Regions from separate parts of the Homo sapiens genome. Here region 2 is linked to region 1. Evidence: read pairs that join two places in POLR2A ChIA-PET (ENCODE). Cell type or tissue: Panc1. All regions are shown on one strand.

Region 1 (8,000 bases):
GCATTTGATAATATTTCTTAATAGAAAAAAAGAAAGATCTAAAATGAATAAATTAAGCTTCCACCTCAGGAAGCTAGAAAGAAAAGAGCTAATTGAGTTCAAAGTAAGCAGAAGAAAAAAAGTAATATAATTTAGAGTAGATATCAGTACAATTAAAAACAGGAAATCAATAAATTCAATGAAACAAAAACCTGGTTCTTTGAAAAGATCAACACAATTGATAAGCCTTTAGCCAAACTAACTAAGAAAAATATGAGAGAAGACACACATTACTTATATCAGAAATAAAAGAGAAGACATTGCTACAGATCCCATGGGCATTAAAAGGATAATAAAGTAATACTATGAACAACTTTATTCCCACAAATTCAATAACCTAGATAAAAAGGACCAATTCCTTGAAAGACACAATCTGCCAAAACTCAGAAGAGGAAGTGGATAATATGAATAGGCCTATAACTATTAAAGAAATTGAATCAGTGTTTCTTTCCAAAACAGAATGTACTGGGCCCAGGTGGATTCGCTGATAAATTCTACAAAACATTTAAGGATGAAATTATACAATTTTCTCAGCTATTTCTAGAAGACATAAGCAGAAGGAATACTTTCCAATTTATTCTATAAGGTCAGCATTCCTAATATCAAAATCTGGCAAAAACATTATAGAACCAATATCTACAGACCAATATCTCTCATGCACATAGATGCAAAAATTCTTAACAAAGTATTAACAAATTGAATTAAACAGCATATAAAAAGGATACACCATGACCATGACCAAGTGGGATTTATCCCAGATATATGAGATTAGTTCATCATTCAAAAATTAAGTAATGTAATCCATCACATCAACAGGCTAAGGAAGAAAAATCACATGATCATATCAGTAGATGCAGAAAGGTATCTGACAAAATCCAATGCCCAATCATGATTAAAAATAAAAAACTATCAGCAAGCTAGAATAGAGTGGAAACTTCCTCAACTGCATAAAAACTATCTACTAAAATCCTACAGGTAACATTGTACTCATTGGTGAAAAACTAGAAGCTTTTCTTCTAGATCAGTAACAAGGTAAGGATGCCTCCTCTTACCACTTCTTTTCAACATTGTACTGGAAGTCCAACTAATGAATTATGACAAGGAAAGTAAATAAAAGGTATACAGGTTAGGAAGGAAGAAATAAATTTGTCTTTGTTTACAGATAAGATGATTGTATCGGTAAAAATTCTAAAAGAATCATGTAAAAAAAACTCCTGGAACAACTACTAAGTGAGTAAGATGGCAGGTACAAGATTAATATACAAAAGTCAATTGTTTTCCTATGTGCCACAGTGAACAAATGGAATTTGAAATTAAAAACAGCACCATTTACATTAGCACCACAAAAATTAACATCTTAGATATATGTCTAACAAAAATATATACAAGATCTATTTGAGTAATAACTATAAAACTCTGATGAAATAAATAAAAGAACTAAATAAATTGAGAAATATTTTATGTTCATGAAAGACTAGTATTGTCAGATGTCAGTACTTCCTAACTTGATTCAATGCAATCCCAATCAAAATTCCTGAAAGTTATTTTGTGGATATGAACAAATTTATTTAAAAATTTGTTTGGGCAGGCAAAAGACCCAGAAAAGCCAACTCGACATTGAAAGAGAGAAACAAAATCAGAGAACTGACATTACCCAACTTCAAGACTTACTGTAAAGCTACGATAATCAGGACAATGTGGTATTGGTAAAAGACTAGACAAAGAGATCAATCAAACAGAATAGAGTCCAGAAATAGACCCACAAAAATATTGTCAACTGATCTTTGACAAAGGAATAAAGGCAATACAATGGAGCAAACATAATCTTTTCAACTATACATCATGACAAAACATATGGACCTCCACATGGATGCAAAAAAAAAAAGGAATCTATACATAGACCTTAAAACTTTCCACAAAATTACCTCGAAACATATCATAGACTTGAATGTAAAACACAGATCTATAAATGTAGATGGTAACATAGAAAATCTAGATGACCTTTGGTATGGTAATGAGTTTTAGGTATAATATCAAAGGCACACTCCATGAAAGAAATAATAGATAAACTTGATTTCCTTAACATTAAAATGTATGTTCTTCCATGCTGTTCCCTTCTGTGAAAGAGAAGGGAAAAAAATCTATGCTCTGTGGAATACACTTTCAAGAGAATGAAAAGACAAGCAACAGATTGGAAGAAAATATTTGCAAAGGACATATTTGATAAAGACTGTTATCAAAATATAAAAAGAACTCTAAAACTTCACCAAAAAGAAAACAAACAACCAGATTAAAAAATGAACACAACACTGCAACAGGAACCTCACGAAATAAGATATACAGATGGCAAGTAAGCTTATGAAAAGATGCTCAACATGATAGGTCATTAGGTAATTGTAAATTAACACAACAGTGAGAGACCACTACACACCTATTAGGATGGCCATAATCCAAAACACTGACACCACTAAATCTTGGCAAGGGTACGGAGCAACAGGAACTTTCATTCATTGCAGGTGGGAGTTGTACAAACTGTACAGCCCCTTTGGATGATAGTTTGGCAGTTTCTTGCAAAAATAAAAAGACTTACCATACAATCCAGCAATTACACTCCTTGATATTTACCCAAATGAGCTGAAAACTTAAGTCCGCACAAAAACCTGCACATAAACATGGATGTTTATGGCAACCTTATTGATAATTATCAAAATTCAGAAGCAATCAAAATGTCTTTCATTAGGTGAGTGAATAAATAAACTGTGGTACATCTAGAAAGTGGAATATTATTCAATACTGAAAAGAAATGACCTATCAAGCAATGAGACAACTTGGAGTAAACTTAAATGCATGTTTCTAAGTGAAAGAAGCCAATCTGAAATAGCTACATTCTGTGCGAGTCCAACTATATGACATTCTAACAGGGGCAAAACTATGGACACAGTAAAAAGATCAGTGGTTGTCAGGAATTGAGAGGAGGGAGGGATGAGCAGGCAGAGCCCAGAGGATTTTTAGGGCAGTGAAACTATTTTGTATGATATTATAATGATGGAAATATGTCATTATACATTTGTTAAAAGCCATAGAACATACAAACCCAAGAGGGAACCTAATGTAAACTCTGAACTTTGGGTGACCATGATGTGTTAATATAGGTTTATCAATTCTAACAAATGGACCACTCTGGTGTGGAATGTTGGTCATAGAGGAAGTGTGTGGGAGCCGGGATTTTTTTTTCATCAACTTTTATTTTAAGTTCCAGGGTACATATGCAGGATGTGCAGGTTTGTTACATGGGTAAACATGTGCGATGGTGGTTTGCTGCACAGATCAATCCATCACCTAGGTATTAAGCTCAGCATCCATTAGCTATTCTTCCTAATGCTCTCCGTCCCTCAACCCCCTCAACAAGCCCCAGTGTGTGTTGTTCCCCCCATGTGTTCTCATCATTCAGCTCCCACATATAAGTGAAAACATGTGTTATTTGGTTTTCTGTTTCTGCATTAGTTTGCTGAAGATAACAGCTTCCAGCTCCATCCATGTCCCTGCAAAGGACACGATCTCATTCCTTTTTATGGCTGCATAGTATCCATGGTATATGTACCACATTTTCTTTATGCAGTCTATCATTGATGGGCATTTATGTTGATTCCACATCTTTTTTATTGTGAATAGTGCTGCAGTGAACATCCATGTGCATGTGTCTTCATAATAGAATGATTTATATTCCTTTGGGTATATACCCAGTAATGGGATTGCTGGGTCAAATGGTATTTCTGCTCCTGGATCTTTGAGGAATTGCCACACTGTCTTCTACAATGGTTGAACTAATGTAAATTCCCACCAACAGTGTAAAAGTGTTTCTTTTTCTCTGAACATCACCAGCATTTGTTGTTTTTTGACTTTTTAATAATCACCATTCTGACTGGCATAAGATGGTAAATCATTGTGGTTTTGATTTGCATTTCTCTAATGATCAGTGAGGTTGAGCTTTTTTTCATACGTTTGCTGGCTGCATAAATGTCTTCTTTCGAGAAGTGTCTGCTCATGTCCTTTACCCACTTTTTAATGGGGTTGTTTGTTTTTTTTCTTGTAAATTTGTTTAACTTCCTTGTGGACTCTGGATATTAGACCTTTATCAGATGGATAGATTGCAAAAATTTTCTCCCATTCTGTAGGTTGTAGAGAGCGGGGATTTTTGAGATCTCTCTGTAATCTCTGCTCAATTTTGCTGTGAGCCTAAAACTGCTCTAAAAAATAAAGCCTATTAAAAATACAATAATATCCACATTCCTTCTGGGTTATAGTCAGTAGAGAACAGACACTAAGGAGCCAAGTGGGGATGAACATAGTTCCATTAGTGGAGGGCCAGTGCTTCCCCCAAGTAAGATCTCCTTGGAAAAATGGAGTAAACATAAGGCTTCTCCATAGATCGTGTCTCCTCCTGTCTGGAAAGCTGATCCTTCAGAGCAGACTTTGAGTACGCAGTTAACTATGAGGAAGGACTTGCCTCAAAAACACTATCATGAGCAGACTGGAGTTCACTAGAGGCTGGAGAAGAGAAATGGATGCCTTTTAGAGGGGTCCTGACCCACATGTGTTTACTACTGAGAATAACAAATGAAAAGAGGAGAGTTTACTCATCCAAACAATGCAAAACAGACAGAGGAATGGATTTCTCACTTTTGAGGCAAAAGAAACCTACCTACTGATTCTAGGATATGGCTCAATAACTATGAGGTTCTCACCAATCAGGTTAACTACTTACTATTCCAATCTTGGCAAAGAGCAAATAGGAAATGAAAAGAGTTGAAAACGTTTGTCTCTAACATCAATGAACTTGAGAAGGGTTTTCACCTACAGTTTTACATTATAATGCTTTTTTATTCCCCAAGAAGTCATCCATTCAATTAAGTATGTTTGCTCAGTGGTTTTTACCCTGTCATAAGTAGAACTATTTATGCAGTTGCTCTCTGTAACACCTTTCACAGCATCATATTTAAAAAGCTTTTAATAATGAGTATAACCATGTACGGTAAATTAAGAAACCAGAAAGCTAACCATATCAATAAATACTAGAGAGCAAATAAAAAGTTTTAGAGCATTTATTTTAGAAAAGTTTTGTAGTATTATCCTAAAAATAAGAACACGTTTTTAATCCTTTGGTTATATACCCAGTAATGGGATTGCCGGGTCAAATGGTATTTCTAGTTCTAGATCCCTGAGGAATCGCCACACTGACTTCCATAATGGTTGAACTAGTTTACACTCCCACCAACAGTGTAAAAGTGTTCCTATTTCTCCACATCCTCTCCAGCACCTGTTGTTTCCTGACTTTTTAATGATCACCATTCTAACTGGTGTGAGATGGTATCTCATCGTGGTTTCGATTTGCATTTCTTTGATGGCCAGTGATATTGAGCATTTTTTCATGTGTCTTTTGGCTGCATAAATGTCTTCTTTTGAGAAGTCTGTTCATATCCTTCGCCCACTGGTTGATGGGATTGTTTGTTTTTTTCTTATAAATTTGTTTGAGTTCATTGTAGATTCTGGATATCAGCCCTTTGTCAGATGAGTAGATTGCAAAAATTTTCTCCCATTCTGTAGGTTGCCTGTTCACTCTGATGGTAGTTTCTTTTGCTGTGCAGAAGCTTTTTAGTTTAATTAGATCCCATTTAAGGATTATAAATCATGCTGCTATAAAGACACATGCACACGTATGTTTATTGCGGCGCTATTCACAATAGCAAAGACTTGGAACCAAGCCAAATGTCCAACAATGATAGACTGGATTAAGAAAATGTGGCACATATACACCATGGAATACTATGCAGCCATAAAAAATGATGAGTTCATGTCGTTTGTAGGGACATGGATGAAGCTGGAAACCATCATTCTCAGCAAACTATCGCAAGGACAAAAAACCAAACACCTCTTATTCTCACTCTTAGATGGGAATTGAACAGTGAGAACACATGGACACAGGAAGGGGAACATCACACACCAGGGATGGTTGTGGGGTGGGTGTAGTGGGGAGGGATAGCATTAGGAGATACACCTAATGTTAAATGACGAGTTAATGGGTGCAGCACAACAACATGGCACATGTATACATATGTAACTAACCTGCATATTGTGCACATGTACCCTAAAACTTAAAGTATAATAATAAAAAAAGAATATGTTTTTAAAAATTTGTAACTTCTCATAGACTATATATTTTTAAAACTCTAGCTGTCCCATATTAATTGCTTAGCCATATACTGCACCCAGCTGGGGCTCTGAGAATGGCACATTGAAAAGAATTATTAGGGACAAGAAATTTTTCTGGTTGTTAGAAAAAAATTGTACTAGTGTTCTAAAAGTTCATAATTAAAGTATTCCCAAAAACGTTCTCAACATTGGTGTTTAGGTGCTCTCCTGAAGTAACATTAATTTAGATACATCAAAATGTCATTTACTCAGCAAACATTTATTGAATACCTATAAGGTTCTGTTTGCCAGGGAGCTAAAACAAAATATCTACCCTCAACTACAAGCATAATAATAAATTATTTAACCAGAATCCTGTTTGTAATTCTCTTAAGGTCACTTACACCAGTGTAGTCAAAAGTATCTTCATCTTCTCACTAGAAAACTCTGCTCCTCTTGTTCTTCTTCCTTTTTTTCTGTTTTTTTTTTTTTTTTTTTAAGTTATAATATTGTCTCAGTTATACAGCCTAGAGAGCTCATAAGCATCTTTGACTTGGCCTTTTTTCTTCATGCTGTTATTCAGTTTGTTTATAAGCCCTATCAATTCCACTTCCATAATATTTCTCTCTTTTTTTTTCTTTTTTTGGAGGCAGAGTCTCACTCTGTTGCCCAGGCTGCAGTACAGTGGCACCATCACAACTCACTGCAACCTTGACTTCCTGGGCTCAAGTGATCCTCCTGCCTCAGCCTACTGAGTAGCTGGGACTGCAGGCACATGTCACCATATCTGGATAATTTTTAAAATTTTTTGTAGAGACAGCATTGCCCTGAGTTTCCCAGGCTGGTCTTCAACTTCTGGGCTCAAGCCATCTTCCAGCCTTGGCCTCCCAAAGTTCTGGGATTACAGATAATAAGCCATTGCACCCAGCCCATAACATTTCTTATGTTTATTTTACTCCTAAAGTTTAGCAAAGCATTCAAGACACTTCATGTTTCAATTATGAATTTTCTTTCCACTCTCACCTGCCAAAATATCTCACTTCATCCGGACAAATTTACTTACCTCTCAATGTGCTCTTGACTTCACGTTGCTATATCTGTGTCCATCCTATCCCTTAACTTACCATGTCCTTATCTTTGCCTATTGAAATTTCATCTTTCAAGAACCTATGATTTTTTTCCAGATTTTCCAGTTTTACTTTGGCACTTATGCCATTTTAATTTGTACAACATTTCTGTCTTTTTTATTAAATTAATTGTAAGTTCCTTCAAAGCAGGTATTAGCTCTTTATGACTGGGACCTATCCTTGCATATAGTCTTTCAGAAACCATTTATTAAATTAGCTAATGCAATATAAATTAGTTATTGCTTCAAATGAGATGTCATGAAAACTATTGATGACTGTTAAGAAATGATAATATCTTTGAATTTCAGAAGAGACTTAATTTCTTGATTTTAAAGTAGAAGTTCAAAGTAAATCAATACTGATATCTACATTCAAGACCTAGAATATTACGTAGGCTAGTAAATGTTATCCTTCATCTCTGGAGTATGAAAACGACCGTAACTGGTGAAATTGCTGGGGTTTATCTGACTAAGTGTATTAACCAAATCCAGTGAACGTTTCTGTCTGCATCGTATTCAAGATCTTTCCAGCTTTTGACACCAATGATCACTCTCTTATTGAAACACTTGTCTTTTTTTTCTAATTCTGAGGCACCAACTGGTTTTCTTCTTCCCTCACTGCTTCTTCCTTTCTTGTCTTCCATAT
Region 2 (8,000 bases), 160 kb after region 1:
GGGTTTCTTTGCCCATTTTTAAATAATGCTTACAAAAGAATGGCTTTGAATAATGTTAAGTGACTTTACCTTCAGTGGTGATCGAAAGAAAATTAGTAATATTCAATCCATTCTTAGTACCTTGTGTAATGAACACGCATGCTTGTTTCACCTATAATTACGACTAAACAGGAAGTTAATACCTTGTCAGTGATGCAGTGAGATACTGTGCAGTGCCTACTGTTAAACCTTAAGATAAAAAAGGATTTCTCAGAAGAAATTTCAAATTAAAATGTGTTTTAAAGGGACTATTTGGAGTTTTGTGAAATTGTTCATATCTTTTTGCCAAGCATCCTTCTCTTGAAATAACCATGTTTCTGAAGTTTGTTGTTCCCTGCCTTGATATTCGCATCTACATATTTTATACAGACATTTCATAACATTAAAGTTAATAAAACTTTATAGTAAACCAGATCTTTATATGAACAGTTACAGTAGTTACTGTCTGCCTGATGGACAGCTAATTGCACTGCACTTCGACCTCTATTGTTGGTTCGCACCTTTGTATTTTTCTAGGTTGGTTGTAAAGTCTTCTTGAGGATGATTCTTAAAATTTCTTAAGGCACTTACTCCCTTTGTTTCCCACCTCATTTTATCATCTCTTCCAGTCCCCAAAGCAGTGTTTTGTGTTGCTCAGTATAGGTTTTTGAGGCAAGGGCTGTTTTTATAATGCTGATTCACAGTCATACAAATCTTGTCTTTTGAGTCATGTAAATCTTGTCTTTAGTTCTGAAAGAAATAGACTCTCAAATAGAATACAAGAAATTAACCTTTAGTAATGGCATAAGCTTTTAGTTTTCCGGAAAGTGCTGAGAGGAAATGTATCTATACTACTGCGTTCTGTCCTCTGTATGACCTTTGTGTGATGACGTGCAAAATAGATGGTAGAGATTGGGATAACAAATGATTTGTGGAACATCGTGGTGATAATTTTACTGTCTTAAAGGTAGAATCCATGAACTTGGCCTTGCCACTATATAGGCTTTTGAATTTTGACAAGCCTTGGGGGGATGAAACCTAGAATAAGTTATTTATGGCGTTACGCTTTAATAGGGTTGACACTTAAAACCTTGTTTTCATAAATGCTACCTTTTGGTTATGTTGATCTGATGAACAGATACTGGCTGTCATTGAAAGAAAGTTAACCGAATGTTCAGATACTTATTGGGCTCCTGGAACATGGCTGCTCTGTAGCTTCATGAATATTCATAATATTCATAAATATTTGTGAATAAATATTTTTAGTATTTCCAATTTATAAGCTCTTTGAAAGGAGGGAATTTTTTTTTTTTTTTTTGAGGCGGAGTCTTGGTCAGCTGCCCAGGCTAGAGTGCAGTGGCGCAACTGCGGCTTACTGCAACCACCGTCTCCTGGGTTCAAGCAATTCTCCTGTCTCAGCCTCTCGAGTAGCTGGGATTACAGGCACCCGCCATCATGCCCGGCTAATTTTTATATTTTAGTAGAGATGGGATTTCACGATGTTGGCCAGGCTGGTCTTGAATTCCTGACCTCAGGTGATCCGCCTGCCTTGGCTTCCCAAAGTGCTAGGATTACAAGCGTGAGCCACCACGCCCAGCAAGGGAGGGGACATTCTTATGTTTCTCCTAGCATCCTTTCAGGTCTTTAATGTTTTCAATACCTTGGCCTACTGTTCTTTGTAGCCTGTGGTTGGTCACCACTGCTAGTACCACTTATCATTGAATGAGGAAGATAGAGAATAGAGAAGCAGAAAGCATAGTTTAACATCTCCAACAATCAACTGTTAAATCCCATATCCCATAGTGACTACAGTAAAGGTCTTCCTCAAGATAAACCATTTGCAGGCTTTGTATTAAAAATCTCATGTAAGGAATGTTTCAGAATAAAAAAAAAAATAGTGACCAAACCCATTACTGCTTAAATCATGTACTTCCAGATGAGAACACTCACCAGTGGCTTAAGCTGTACCTGTTGGTTGCCTTTTAGAGAGATTTTTTTGGTGAAAAAAATCCTGCCCTATTTTCTACCATGGTGCCCACCAGGTCTTCAGGAAATAGGCAAACAACTCAGTTGTGTAAAGTCTGTTGCTGTCTCAAATTTCTTTGTAGTGTTTTAACTAATGAGGCGAACTAGACCATGTGAGAGCTTTGAGAGGGTCTCATTTACCTAGCTTAGAAAGAAGGCAGAGGGGTCTCCTTGACTTCTTTTCCTATAGGTTTTTTAAGGCTTTTAAATACAAGTATTTTTTCCAGTGAGAAGGTCTGGATTCTCACACTAGCCAAGTGTGCAGAAAGTTTGAGGAGAAGCAGCTCAGAGGAAGATGACACTAAAAGGAGAAAGTTTCCTAAAAGAGCACTCTGTGGAAAAGAAATGTCCAACCTTTTGTTCTTTTTATAGCTAGTACAGTTTCTTAGTGTTGTACCCTGATTGTATGTGCTTGATCTTAGTGTCCCTTCAACGTGAGTGGAACCTTGAGCAATTCCTAAAGTAAGTCAGTGTCCCCAACCAAACATTTTCCTGTTTCAGTGGCCTTAATAGTTGAGTAATGCTGTTCCCCTTAGGTGAGGGGTAGTCAGCACAGTATAAAAAAATTTTACAGGTGCCGTGTGAGAGCTGTTCCTTCTGGTTCTTGGCACTGTTCCTCTTCCTCTAGACTGCTAGGAAGGAATAAGCTGAAAATTTCAATTGTGTAATTTTTTAGTGTTTTTGTCCCTGAAGCCTGTGAAACTTTAGGCTCTAAAAACATTTTGTTAGGTGACTATCGTAGACAAAATTACTTTTAAAAATGCTGAGTATGGGTGTCGTTGGAAATTGATTTCCAGTCCAGTAAATAGTCTTGCTGTGGGATAGAATCATTTTCTCAGGCCATGTAACTTGAAAAATAGTACTGGATTCACACTACGTACGAATAATGAGATACAGACTAACGGTGGATGGTTATGCGGAAATAAATACTAAGGAAAACATTAGTTTTCCATATCGTGTTCATTCTGGAGCATTGAGTAATAGTTTGGTGCAGTTGAGAATTTTTTTCCCTCAGTTTGCCAAACATTAAATTATCTTTGCAAGGACACCCTGTTGAGAAAGGAACCTTTTTGAAACTTACCCCTAGTCCAAATTTTTAAGTTGTTAGTAGGTACACTTAGTTCACCTATCCTAAAGCTGAACATGTTCTATGCTTGAATGTAATCATTTCTTTCCCCTCTCTTAAGGGACTCAACTGTAAAACAGAGAAGATGAGCTCTATTTCCGTAAAGTGGTTATAAGAGTACAGTTAAACACTTGTGGTGTACGACTGCTAGTATATTTAAAAATCAAAACTCATTTGTCTTCTATTTCGAAACCATCAGTGATTTCCCATTGCCTTTGGAATAGTCTGACTAAATTCAAGGGCTCTTTTAAAAGATCAAGTCATAACCTGCCTTTTTAGCTAAATCTGCCACTCTCCTGGTGTACTCTGTCTGGTATACCAAACTCTGCAGTATTTGTTCTGGCAAATTTTTATGCCCTGTGTTCTTTGACACTCCTGACTTTGAGTTTCTCTACCTAGAATGCTTCTCTCACTCCTTGTTCTTGGTAAATGCCTGCTTATTTTTCCATCAAGAGCCAGCTCAAATGGCACTCCTCTAAACCCAGGAAAAGTTAGTGGTTGGTTTTTCAGGATTCTCAGAGCATTTGAGTCCCTTTATTTTAAGCATGTAGGTTGTTAAAGTATAATTTTTGTTTTGTCTTGCACCTGCTTTCTGTTAGCTGAGTCTGAGGAGGCATTTCTATCTTAATTATCTTGGTGTTTTTATACCTAACATGCATGGCACCAAAAAGGCAATGTTCCTATGAATGAATGAATGTTTTGATGGTGAAATTAACATTACATTTTCATTTTAGAAATGGATTTAAATTAACCTCCAGTGTGAAAGTTAACCTTGTTACTCCTAATTCAATTTTAAGACTTAGCTTCATTTAGATTTCTTACATGTTTTTCAGCAAAACTCAAAAACTAAATTGTGTTTGAAGTGGCATAAAATCTACATAATTGGTATTCAGATTTGGTCTCTCACTACTGCTGTATATATTTTTTAACTCCTTAATATAATCCAGATTAAATAAGGGATTTATTAGAAGGAAACTGGGATAGTTAACAATGAATGGAATAGGTGTAGGAACCAGAGCAAGCTACAACCTCAGGAACCAAAATTGCACATCTGTATGGAAAGTCAGCTCTTTGTTATTGCTGCTGTTGAATATGGTCTCTTTAGCTTTTGACTTTACCATGTAAGTCCATGACACGTGCCTGTCAACAGCTATGGGTCACATTCTTATAGCTCTTGATTATAGAAGGAAGAATGTCCCTTTGATTTGGAAACTCTTAGGTTGGGATGGACAATGGACTAATAGTTGGGTCCCAGCTGAGGGAACAAAATTCTGTGGTTAGTCATGTCCAAATAATTGGTTAATGATGGCTGACCCAGGACTACAGTCACATGATTTGGAGTAAGGGAAAAGGAATTCATGAGTAAGATGGTTTATTGAGTAGACAAAATGTCTGCTAGCTACAAAGAGCATCTGCTATGACTTACTCTTTTCTCACTTTTTTTTCCTACGATACTGTCTTGCTCATTCTGTGGGCATATAATGTTACAAAAATTATTTGGTAGCTCAAAGGTAAGTGCTTGTGCATGGTTTTGTTACTATTGGGTACTAAGTGGTACTTTAAATAGTAATATTAGATACTATTTAAATGGCAAGAAAGAAAGTGGTGAAATAAGAACAGCATTTTTATCTTTAAAAAAGACCTTTGTTTTGATTGTTAAAATACTTAGGTCATTTTTCTATATTGAATTTAAAGTAGGTAAGTGTATTGGGCTGATTTTATCTCTTTGATTATTACTAAAGAGATGTCTTGGTGATGGAGAACTTCGAAAGTAAGGCATTTAGAAATGTTAGGAGAGTAACAAGAACCTGAAATTACAGGAGTGAAGAGCTGAAACCCAGTGTTAACTAGCTGAAATTATACCTTCACTCTAAAAGGATGATAATGCTAGCATTTAAAGGCTTAGTGATGGATAAATATCAGTGTGCCGAAAACTCATTTATTCTATAAGAAATACTTTCTTACTTTCTTTGTAATTGAAATGTGTAATGTTGAAGTAGTATGGTGTTTATATTCTAGGTCAACTTCATAGTTTTCTGACCTTTAGTTTTATTTATAATGAAGTATTCCAACATTATTGGGTATTGTGTTTAGAACAACCATGATTACATTGATTTTTATTTTAAAATTAAAATATTTTATCTTAATATTTATTCTGGCCAGGCACGGTGGCTCACGCCTGTAATCCCAGCACTTTGGGAGGCCAAGGTGATCACCTGAGGTCAGGAGTTTGAGACCAGTGTGGCCAACATGGTGAAACCCCGTCTCTACTAAAAATACAAAAAATTAGCCGGGTGTGGTGGCGCACATCTCTAGTTCCAGTTACTCGGAAGGCTGAGGCAGGAGAATCACTTGAACCCAGGAGGCAGAGGTTGCAGTGAGCCAAGATTGTGCCATTGTACTCCACCATGGGCGACAAGAGTGAAACTCCATCTCCAAAAAAAAGAAAATTACGCTAAATATTTTTGTTCAGACATTTTAACATATATTAAATGTAAAATCTAGTATGTTTATTGAGTTAATTATGAGTAAATAAATGTAAAACTTGGATTGTGTTGTCAGCTTTTTAAACTCTTATTTCAGTATTAGGTATATTCAGATGCTTACAAAGACATTTTTAGACAACTGAGCATCAGGATTTATCACATAGGTCAAAAATTTAAATAAACAAGTGGCTATATTATGTGGCCCATGTGTGGAGCAGTTTTGCTTTTGTTCAGTAACAGATGAATTAAGAGCCTTGCCCAGGAATCTTGGTTCAGGATGGGTGGTCTACACATGGTCTGCTTGTTAAGTACCAGTCCATTATGTGCCAGGTAGTGATTCCTATTTCAGAGATGAGAAGAGAACCATGAGAAAAAGTAGGCCTGTGTAAGATTAAAAGTAAGACTGCAGGCCTGGTGCAGTGGTTCACACCTGTATTCCTAGCACTTTGGGAGGCCGAGGCAGGCGGATCACTTGAGGTCAGGATTTCGAGATCAGCCTGGCCATGGTGAAACCCCATCTCTAGTAAAACTACAAAAAAAAAAAAAAAAAAAAGAATAGCCAGGTGTGGTGGCATGTGCCTGTAATTCCAGCTACTCAGGAGGCTGAGGCAGGAGAGTCACTTGAACCTGGGAGGAGGAGGTTGCAGTGAACCAAGATCACACCACTGCACTCCAGCCTGGATGACAGAGGGAGACTCCATCTCAAAAAAAAAAGTCATTTTCTTAATAGTGGATAATTTAAGTTGCAAAAAAAAAAAAGCTTCTGAAATACTGATTTGGTTCAGTTAATATTTTCTGTTACAATTTTTTGAAGGCCAAAAGCCATGTAGTTTCTTTTACAGATTGTTGAACTGCGATATGAATTTCTGTAATTCCCACTGATCAGAATCAATAGTATTTGGAATGAATTTTCTTCCATTTCTGAATATGTGGAAGACATGAGGGTATATCTATACAGACAAGCATATAAAGGGTGTGTGATATACAGTCTTAAAATTGTGAATCTTGGGATCTCTGGCAACCTTGTAAGTAGTTGTGATGAGTTTCCAAAGTGAATTGGCACAGCATATCAGGACAATTCTCCTTGTCTACTCTATTTTTGTTGTTTGTTTTATGGCATTAATCTAGACTGACCATTCCCGAACAACTGGCCATTTTCTGAAGTGTATTTTGAATATAAGAGGCAAATATTTGCCTCTTAATTTTCCTGCAGTGTTGTTTATTGTGACAAAGCCTTTCTTCACATTCTTTATTTCTTTTTAACTTTTCAGGTTACTGGCCAAGGTTCCCTTTCTTAGCGTTAAATTAGTCCAGTGTTAACTCCTAGGACCTTCTGTTCCAGGAGTGCTCTCACCAAGTTGAATGGCTATAAACATCATTTGTTTATTAATGATACTTTGTATTTGTTCCCAGCCTGTTCTCAACTTGTATATATACTTTTCAAATTGAGTCTTTACTTACATTATCCTATTTTACTTACTTTATCTCTACATCTGCCCACAAGCTTCACCTGTAAGTTGACCATTTTACTTAATGCCAATCTCATGCTTTGCTCAGGCCAAAAATCTTAGCGTCACCTTTTCTTCCCACATGGAGTCAATCAACAAAATTCATTGTTTAATTTTACAATTAAAAATGTACATTTATTGTTCAACAAATTGCTGTACATAGTGATGCGTACCTGCAACTCCAGCTGCTTAAGAGGCTGAGGCAAGAGGATCCCTTGAGCCCAGGAGTTCTGGGCTATAGTGCCTTATGATTGTGATTCCGCCTGTGAATAGCCACTGTAGTCCGGCTTGGGCAACATAGTGAGATTCCCATCACTTTTTTAAAAGGGGAGAGGATTGGTGGACTTTTAACTAAACAACTTTAATCAAAACTTCATTTTTTAAAAAAGATACTATTAGAGCAGTTAAAACTTTGTGTTGATCATCTTAACATTTTTAAAGGTAGTACAATTATTCTTAGTCCGTATTTGTGTACTCTAGTTTCCTAGCCCTGTTTCTCAGTGCTGTTTTGCTAATATCTCTAATAGTCTTACTTAATCTTGTTGAAAGTAGCACTTTTGAGGTTAATAAGGTTTAAATTAATAACCCCCATTGACTGTAGTCTATAATACTATAATTTTTTAAATGGCAAAATGCCCTCTGGGAGCTAAGGTGTCTTAAAAGCTTAGAGCAAATCCTGTTAAATGGGACAAAGTCTCAATTCTTTTTTAATAAGACAAAAACACTTTATGTAGTCTCTTTTCTTTTTCAGTGTTTCTCGAAATTTCAATTTTATTCCATGCTGCTACAGAATACAAACTTACCCAATAAAAATAGCAGCTCCATTGAAAGAGCTTT

Evidence for each region. Peaks named below come from ENCODE experiments on the same cell type or tissue, not always from the same donor. Only the 100,000 strongest peaks of a DNase experiment are listed, where the experiment ranks them.
Region 2: POLR2A ChIA-PET joins it to region 1 with 6 read pairs; 2 of 35 experiments call an interaction of 5 or more read pairs at or near these places.

What each region holds. Positions count from the first base shown.
Region 1 is chr4:102,976,024-102,984,023 of GRCh38, reverse strand. All of the region lies in intron 3 of SLC9B1 (solute carrier family 9 member B1), which reads left to right. Among named protein-coding and RNA genes, the nearest start is that of SLC9B1, 40 kb to the left of the region's middle. In Panc1, no CTCF peak of the experiment used is centred here; no DNase peak of the experiment used is centred here.
Region 2 is chr4:102,812,666-102,820,665 of GRCh38, reverse strand. The region is part of intron 2 of UBE2D3 (ubiquitin conjugating enzyme E2 D3); the gene reads left to right. Among named protein-coding and RNA genes, the nearest start is that of UBE2D3, 11 kb to the left of the region's middle. In Panc1, no CTCF peak of the experiment used is centred here; a DNase peak (open chromatin) is centred at 4,465.